Regions from separate parts of the Homo sapiens genome. Here regions 2 and 3 are each linked to region 1. A link is a contact called in ENCODE Hi-C or POLR2A ChIA-PET data. All regions are on one chromosome and are shown on one strand. Each heading gives the region's core, a stretch centred on a gene start or an enhancer-like site at or near the end of the contact. The rest is flanking DNA. Distances are from core to core; before and after follow the strand shown. Region 1 holds the start of TRIM8-DT (TRIM8 divergent transcript). Region 2 holds the start of FBXW4 (F-box and WD repeat domain containing 4). Region 3 holds the start of ARMH3 (armadillo like helical domain containing 3).

What was found. A loop is a pair of places that touch in the nucleus more often than their neighbours do. ChIA-PET counts read pairs that join two places held with the same protein, here RNA polymerase II (POLR2A). Pooled maps may share reads with other maps.
Region 2: a map of CD8-positive, alpha-beta T cell shows a loop between it and region 1 (9-fold over the local background). The contact joins the promoter of FBXW4 here to the promoter of TRIM8-DT in region 1. A Hi-C loop is called at or near these places in 2 of 168 maps with a recorded cell type or tissue (CD8-positive, alpha-beta T cell and OCI-LY7), 1 of 37 single-sample maps with no recorded cell type and 9 of 50 pooled maps. POLR2A ChIA-PET finds 5 or more read pairs at or near these places in 1 of 52 experiments (WTC11).
Region 3: a map of naive thymus-derived CD4-positive, alpha-beta T cell shows a loop between it and region 1 (7-fold over the local background). The contact joins the promoter of ARMH3 here to the promoter of TRIM8-DT in region 1. A Hi-C loop is called at or near these places in 2 of 168 maps with a recorded cell type or tissue (B cell and naive thymus-derived CD4-positive, alpha-beta T cell), 1 of 37 single-sample maps with no recorded cell type and 10 of 50 pooled maps. POLR2A ChIA-PET finds 5 or more read pairs at or near these places in 1 of 52 experiments (activated CD8-positive, alpha-beta memory T cell).

The regions. Positions count from the first base shown.
Region 1 is chr10:102,641,857-102,644,529 of GRCh38, reverse strand. TRIM8-DT (TRIM8 divergent transcript) reads left to right here and starts at 1,341. Exons shown (of 1, transcript NR_186489.1): 1 at 1,341-1,738. It overlaps TRIM8 (tripartite motif containing 8), which reads right to left and starts at 51. Exons shown (of 6, transcript NM_030912.3): 1 at 1-51. RefSeq lists enhancers at 1-658, 659-1,413 and silencers at 1-881, 962-1,061, 1,332-1,391, 1,722-2,351.
Region 2 is chr10:101,693,807-101,696,479 of GRCh38, reverse strand. FBXW4 (F-box and WD repeat domain containing 4) reads left to right here and starts at 1,310. Exons shown (of 9, transcript NM_022039.4): 1 at 1,310-2,099. The coding sequence starts at 1,375. RefSeq lists silencers at 1,141-1,420, 1,451-1,500, 1,781-2,240 and an enhancer at 2,551-2,630.
Region 3 is chr10:102,054,864-102,057,536 of GRCh38, reverse strand. It overlaps ARMH3 (armadillo like helical domain containing 3), which reads left to right and starts at 1,364. Exons shown (of 26, transcript NM_024541.3): 1 at 1,364-1,452. RefSeq lists a silencer at 1,275-1,664.

The DNA of each region.
Region 1 (2,673 bases), core at 92-2,591:
CGAGCTCCGGCCCCAGCCGGCCCCGACGGTCGCTCAGTCAGCAGCGCCTTCCGCGTGCCCGCCCCCCGGAGGAGGGAGCCGCGGTCCTCACGCCGCGCGCGCAGCGGGCTGCGTCTCCTCCTCCTCCCGAGCGCCTAGCGGGAGGCGGCGGACTGCGCCAGGGCCGCGGCCGGGACTCCAGCCTTGGAGGGGAGCGCCGGGGTCCAAATTCCATATAAGAGGCCGCCTCCCCGTCGGCGCGGCTAGGGCAGTGGCGGCCCGCGGCCTGCGCTCGTCCCCGCGGCTGACATTGGGGCGCGCCCCGCGGCAGACGGAGCTTGGGAGCAGCACACTTCTTCCGGCGGCGGCGGCAGCGGCGGCTCCTGCCTGGCTCGTCGGCGCCGCACCTCCCTCGCAGGGGCCGGAGCCCGGGGTCTGCGGGGCCAGGAGGCGAGGGCGGCCGCGCCGAGGGCTGCTAGATCCGGACGGGGCGGGAGGGGCAGGCCGGCGGTCCCCGGGCCACGGTGCAGGCGTCCCCCGGCTGGCTGGCCGGGCGCGGGCTGCGGGGCGCGGGCGGGCCGACTCCGGGGCGCTGCGTGCGCGCAGGGGCAGTCATTCAGATGAAATTCCAGTCCCCGGCCAGAGACACCAGCCCGCCTCTGCCTTCCTCCTCCCTTCACAAATAGAAACGGAAGGGGGAGGGAGAGAAGTGGAAAAAAAGGCAACCGGCGAGGGAGGGAGGGAGAAGCCCCGGCGGCGCTCCGGCCTGACCCCCGGGCGGCTACTTCTGCGCTCCCCCGAGGCCCGGCGCCCCCGCCGCGGAGAGACCCCGCGCGCCCGTCTCCGCGCTGGGCGGGCGCCCGGGCTCTGCCGAGGAAAACAAGGATTGATCAAACTAGAAAGGAATTTTTCTCAACTGCTAATGAACAGGAGGCTCGGCTCCCGGCCCTCCCCTCCCCTCCCCCGGCCCTCCCCCTTCGCCCCCCCGGCCCCCTCCTCCCCACTTTCTTTTCTTCTCGGCCTCTGCTGGGGCCTGGAAGGCTCGGGGCTGCGGTCGGAGCCAGCCTGCGGCGGCGGGGCCAGGCCGAGCCGCCACCCTCAGCGCCCAGCCATCTTGGGCTCCGCGGCGGCGGCCGGGGTCTGGGCGCGCTCGCTGAGGGCCCCGCGGCGTCCTCTCGCTCCTGATTCTTTTTTTTTTTTTTTTGGTGGGATTTTTTTTTTTCCAAGGGGAGGGCTGGCGGCCTCCAACAAATTAGGAGAGAGAGAGGGAGAAAATGCCAAGTCCCGATTTCTCTCCACCTCTGCTCCACCCACCCCGGTCCTGTCCAAAAAATAAAAGAAGATGAGAATTGGAAGAAGTCGGCAGAAAGGCGAGAGCCCGCGGTCCCCGGCTGCTGCCCAGGCGACGCGTCCGGGGCGGGCCCGCACCCGTTGCTCGGTCCGAGGTCCGTCTGTCTGCCCGCGGCTTCTCAAGGGAGGGGAGGGCGCTTCGGGCAGGGTCTCCGCAGCCGCTGTCGCCTCAGAGCTTTATCCTCAGATCAAAAAAGAAAAAACAGGAAGAAAAAAATCCCAACCCCAACACTCTCATCACAGCCACCTTCAGCCATCTTGCGCGTATTATTATTTCAGGAATAATCTGTTTAATAAAAATACCTGCGTATCCAGCCCCTCCCCCGCGTCCTGGGGTCCCCGCCCCCTTTTAATAATAATCTCGATAATAAAAACGATCGGCGGGCCGGGCAGTCCGTGGCGGCCCTTTCCTGCCTCGACTTGCTCGGGCCCGGCTCTCCCCCCGCGAAGGGGCGCCCCGGGGTGGGGGTGCGTCCCCGTCACCCGCGCGGGGAGGAAAGGGCGCCCTCGCCGCCGCCGCGAGGAAGGCGGCGGCGGAGATGCCGCGGCCCGCGGGACCAGCCGGAGGGGCACTCGGGGGTCCCGGGGCCCCCGCCACGGCCCGGCCTGGGAGTCCGCAGCCGGCCGTATACAATGGGTTCGGAGCAGAGCGGGGCAGGCAGGGTGGGGAAACGGGAGGGCCAGGGGCTGCAGCGAGCCGAGCTCCCGGGCTGGGGCGGAAGGAGACGGGGGGTGGTGTCCCTACATCAAGGCCGGTCCCGCTACTCGGGAAGGGGGCGGAGAGCTGCGGCGCTGGGGGGCGAGGAGAAAGCGGCAGGCGGCGCCTTTAATCGGCACCCGCCGGTTCGGCCCACCCGGCACTGGCGAAAGAAACGGGCGCGGTGGGGGGGAAGGGGCGGGGCGTGCTTTCCGGAAGTACAGTTACAGGGCCGGGCGCCCGGCTCCTCCCCCTTTCCCTGTCGCGTTGGGGCTGTTCCGGAGGCTGCTCCTGCTATTGGCCCACAAGCTGAGGCTCCACCTCCCTAAGGCGGGGCAGACCCGAGAGTCTCACGTGACTCTCACAAACTTCGGTACATTAAACATTGGGATGGGAGGGGGTTTTCCGCGCTTGTTAAAAAAGCGATGATGCCACGGCGTAGTGGGACCACCTCTTCCTGGGCCTGAAGTGAAGACCCGTGGCTCTTTTTACCCAGAGGGAAAGGAGCGTTTGTCGGTCTGCTCAGCAGTCCGGTGGAACTGAGCAGGGAAATGCAAAGGTTCAGTGTGGGGAGATTTCCCGATGTCCTTAATACTTTTAACTTCATCCCTGGCACTTTAAACTACCTAGCAAGATAGGCATTTATT
Region 2 (2,673 bases), core at 61-2,560, 950 kb after region 1:
TCTCCACTACAGATTGAGAACACTAAAAGGCCAAGATAGGTGGGGCTTTTTGTTGTTGTTTTGCTAAGATCAAAAAGTAATTCTAGGGCAAAGCCAGATTCCGGTCTGACCTTGTTACATGATGCTTCTTGCAGCACCATAATACAATGTAGTTGCTTCCCTAGGTTTCTCTTTGGCTATGCTAGGTGTTGAATAATTTTCAGGGTCAATTTTTATTCTTCCCTGCTCCCTGAAAATGAGTGTTAAGATGTAGATAAGTACAAAAGAAAACTCTCCAATCCTTCCTACCTGGATTTGGAGTACAGGATAAACAGACAGAAATTGGCATCTTCCTCCCCTCCTCCAAGTTTTACTGCCTAGCCCAATGCTAATAGAAAAATAACCCGAGCCACAAATGCAAGTCCCATGTATAATTTTAAATTTTCTAGTAGTTACATTAAAATATATTGTATTTAGCCCAATACAGCGTATCCAAAATATTAACACTTCAACACGTAATCAATATAAAATTATTAATGAGATATTTTGCATTCTTTTTTTTGTATGGCTTCAAAATCTGGTGTGCATTTCTCACTTATAGCTCATTTCAATTTGTATTAGCCACATTTCAAATGCTCAGCAGCCACATGTGACGAGGGAGGACACTGTTGGACAGCACAGGTCTAGACCTCAGTAGCTCTCCCTTCAGATTAATGCCATGTGAATCGAATGGGTGGTATGAAGAATGGATGCTGAGTCCTTGGAGAATCCACTTGCACTTGGGTGGTGACTGATAAGAAGCCCTAGCTGTGCCATTTCCTGATACATGACTGTTTTTGAAGTTATGGACTCAGGATCTAGAAGACTGCAAATCCCCAAATACGTCTAACACCCAAGCTCACGCCAGGACCGTGCTTCCGGGCCTGTGTGAGAACCTAAGCTATGGAACCTGTCAACTTCTAGGGCTGCAGATTCGTTGGGCCCTCACATGTGGCCCGTGGAAAGGAGGCATCACTCGAGGAAGAGGAGGGCTTCTAGAGGGGCAAGGCCACCCAACTAGGGGCTTCTTGAGGGCAGGTGCTCCAAATGGCCGCTTCCTGAGGGCAGCGGGTCCTCTTGTGGCCTCAGGCAGGGCCCTGAAACCGGCCTCACGTGTTTGCAGCGCGAACTCCTGTGCTTCCACCAAGCGCTCTCGGGGATGCGGGGGTGGTGTCAGCGCCCCGGCCCCAGCCCGCACCCCGAAGTGGCTCCAAGGCTGCAGGTGTGAGGGGCGTGCCCAGGGCTCGGCCCGCGCCGCCCCATGTGACCCGGTCCGACATGGTGTCGCCTCCTCCCGGGGCGGCGGCGGTGGCGGCTCGGGCTGGGCTCCGCGTCGGGCCGGCCCCGCGGCCGCTCATGGGCAGCCAGGGCCGCTCGGGGCCCCCCGGGAACGGCGGGCCCGGCGAGGGCGAGGGCGGAGAGGCGAGGAAGCTGCAGGAAGGGAGGGTGGCGAGGGGGAAGCGAAGGAAGGGGAAGGGGAAGGGAAAAGCGAGAGCGGGGCAAGGCGGAAGAGGAAGCGGGGCGGAAGGGAAGCCCGGGCCGCAGACGGCGAAGGAGGCAGCCGGGCCGGGGGCTGACGCGGGAGCGAGGGCATGCCCAAGGGAGGAAGCAGAGGGAGGCAGAAGCGTGGAGGAAGGGGCGAGAGGCATCGTCAAGGGAGTCGAGGGGAGCGCAGGGGCCGGGAAGGAGGCACAAGGAAGAGAGTATGGGAAGAAGGAGGAATGGAGGGTCAGGGCTAGGCGGCGGGAGGGCGCCAGGCCGGGAAGAGCACAGGGACGAGGGGGTCAGGCTTGGGCCGACATCGCGGGGACAGGGGTGGCCATGGCGGCGGCGGCCGGGGAGGAGGAGGAGGAGGAGGAGGCGGCTCGGGAGTCGGCTGCCCGCCCGGCCGCGGGGCCTGCGCTCTGGCGCCTGCCGGAGGAGCTGCTGCTGCTCATCTGCTCCTACCTGGACATGCGGGCCCTCGGCCGCCTGGCCCAGGTGTGCCGCTGGCTGCGGCGCTTCACCAGCTGCGATCTGCTCTGGCGCCGGATAGCCCGGGCCTCGCTCAACTCCGGCTTCACGCGGCTCGGCACCGACCTGTAAGCGTCCGCTCGCCCGCCCGCTCCCCGCCCCGAGCCGGCCCCGCGTCCCGGGAAAGGGCGGGGCGCCGCGGCCTGGTCGGCCCAGGGTCGTGTCGCACCCCGAGTTTCTAGGCCTACACCTGACCTCCGCCTACACCCTTTCCCGAGCACTCTCGGGGACCCCTTTGCCCCTCCTCCCCAAGGCCTCCATCTGAGGCAGCCTCCCGAGAGCATCCCTCAGTAGGCACCCTCCCGGGTGGGCCGCTCCTCACAATTAGCCATCTTAGGCACTCCCTACAGCTTTCGATTGTGTGTTTTTGCAGAGGTTTAGCTGCCCCGGTTCCTTCGCCCCAGAGGAGCCAGTCTGGTACGGTGCTTTGGACGATTCCTTGAGTCCAGGTCTAGGACTCAGGTTCCTTAAGTGGTCTATCATAAATTTTTGTGGACTTTCATCTTTCATCCTCCCTACCCTTTTCTAAAGGTTGTTAAGCTTCAGGGCTCGGACCTTAAGAGAAGCCCTCGGTCCCAGTGTTCAGCCATAGTTTATGACTTCATATAGGCAGAGCGACACGAAAAAGGGGGCCTGCTTGAG
Region 3 (2,673 bases), core at 115-2,614, 590 kb after region 1:
GGTGGCTTGCCGCCCACAGAACTCTTCTCCACTTCTTTTTTGTTTTGAGACGGAGTCTCGCTCTGTCGCCCAGGTTGGAGTGCGATGGCGCGATCTTGGCTCACTGCAACCTTCGCCTCCCAGGTTCAAGCGATTCTCCTGCCTCAGCCTCCCGAGTAGCTGGGATTACAGAGGACTGCCAACACGCCCGGCCATTTTTTGTATTTTTAGTAGAGATGGGGTTTCACCATGTTGGCCAGGCTGGTCTCGAACTCCTGACCTCAGGTGATCCACCCGCCTTTGCCTTCCAAAGTGTTGGGATTACAGGTGTGAGCCACCGCGCCTGGCTTATTTTATTTTTTTTACTTGTTTTTTCTTTTTAATAGTATTCTTGCTGTTATAGCACATCTTTTTAAACCTTCCATTTGTGTATAAAAAAACAGAGACTCAGGCTGGGTGCGGTGGCTCACGCCTGTAATCCCAGCATTTTGGGAGGCAGAGGCGGGTGGATCACCTGAGGCCAGGAGCTTGAGACCAGCCTGGCAACATGGTGAAACCTTGTCTCTACTAAAAAATACAAAAATTAGCCGGGCGTGGTGGTACACTCCTGTAATCCCAGCTACTGGGGAGGCTGAGGCAGGAGACTCTCTTGAACCCGGGAGGCAGAGGTTGCAGTGAGCCGAGATCGCACCACTGCACTCCAGCCTGGGCAATAGAGTGAGACACCATCTCGAAAAAAAAAAAAAAAAAGAAAACAAAGACTCAGAGGCAGGGAGTGGTGGCACGTGCCTGTAATCCCAGCTACCAGAGGCAGAGGCAGGAGGACTGCTTGAGCCTAGGAGGTGGAGGCTGCACTGAGCTGTAATTGTGCCACTGCGGCACTCCAGCCTGGGCAAGGGCAAGATCCTGTCTCAAAAAAAAAAAAAAGGAAAAGAAAAGAAAATAGATTTCTGGCCAAGTTAATAGAGCTTTACACGCTACTTTGCACTTATCAGGCACACACGTATTTGTTGAAAGAATGAGTTTGTTTTCAATCTTTCACGTACAAAGTTGTAATACACATTTGGAAAATATATCTTTCCAAACTTCGCCAGTATTTCTAGAGGATACATGTATTCCTAGAAGTAAAATTGCTGAGGTCAAAGAGTCGGCCATGTTTCGGAAAACTGCTATTGCGACCCAGTAGGCCCTCAATAGACAAGTCCACTGCGAATTTATTTCTCGCGATGCCTTTCGGGAGTTGTAGTCTTTGCGATGCTTGCTGGGAATCGTGGTCTGAGCCGGTCTCAGGAAGCGGGCGTGGACTAACCCATTGCGCGCCGGGCTTTAGGACCCGGCGGGGCGCGGGGACACGGGAAGGGTCGGGGAGGTCGGGAGCGCGCCCGTGAGCCCGGAGCAGCGGCAGCGTCGGTGGCGTCGAGAGCGAGCGGGCCCGGGAACGGCGCGGGTGGTAGAGGAGGAGCCGCGGGCTCGGTAAGCGGCGGCGGCCAGGCCCGGCCCGGTCCTCGAACCTGACCAACCCTGCGGGTCCTGCCATACTAGGCCTTGGCCCCGAGGCGGTTCTGGGGGCGGGGCCTGCGCTGGCCGCGGGGACGACGAGGACGCGAGGGGAGAGGGAGGGAGGACGGCTGCTGAAGCTGCGTATGCCGGGGAGGGCTGGGCCTGGGGGCGGCCGAGCCTAGAGAGAAACGGCTTCGCTCTTCCAGCGGCCGGTCCCTCGGACCACACGGTCCCGGTCACGTCCCTCTCCCGCATCCCTGCGGGGCCTTCTGGCTTCCGAGGTGCTGACCTTTGACCCCGCCAGCTGCCCCGAGAGCTTCCTCTCCTGCTGTTCTTGGTCCTGGGGTGCGGGCGTAGGGCAAGGCACCTCTGAGAATCTCAGGGATAGAGGAAAGCGGGTTTGTGCGAAGTCTTCAGGTGTCCCGGAAGGGCTCCAGTCCTGTCCCTCTCCAGGCTCTGACAGGCTTTAACCCACTCTTCACACGGAATCAGTGAAGCTACTGTGTTTTCTTTGGGTTACTCGGCGAGAGCCCAGGAAAGGAACCTGTTCCCAGGAGGGTATAGGGAAGGAAAAAGTAGAGAGAAACCTGGTCCCCTGGAGAAGGAGAAGCTGAGGCGTGCTGCCCCTGGCGAATGGGGAAGCAGAAACTTGGGCCATACCCAAATGTATGTCACTGGATCATCCGACCCTCCGCAGTTCTTCCTCTCCAGAAAGTTTTTTATTTTATTTTATTTATTTATTTATTTATTTATTTATTTTGAGATGGAGTTTCGCTGTTGTCGCCCAGTCTGGAGTGCAGTTGCCCGATCTCGGCTTACCACAACCTCTGCCTCCGGGGTTCAAGCGATTCTCCTGCCTCAGCCTTGCGCTACCACGCCCAGCTAATTTTATATTTTTGATAGAGACGGGATTTCTCCATGTTGGTCAGGCTGGTCTCGAACTCCCAACCTCAGGTGATCCGCCCGCCTCGGCCTCCCAAAGTGCTGTGATTAAAGGCGTGAGCCACCGCGCCCGGCCTTTTTTTTTTTGTTTGTTTGTTTGTTTTGTTTTTTGTTTTTTTGAGACGGAGTTTCGCTCTCGTTGCCCAGGCTGGAGTGCAATGGCGTGATCTCGGCTCACTGCAACCTCCGCCTTCCAGGTTCGAGCGATTCTTCCCCGTCAGCCCCCCAAGCAGCTGGGATTACAGACGTGAG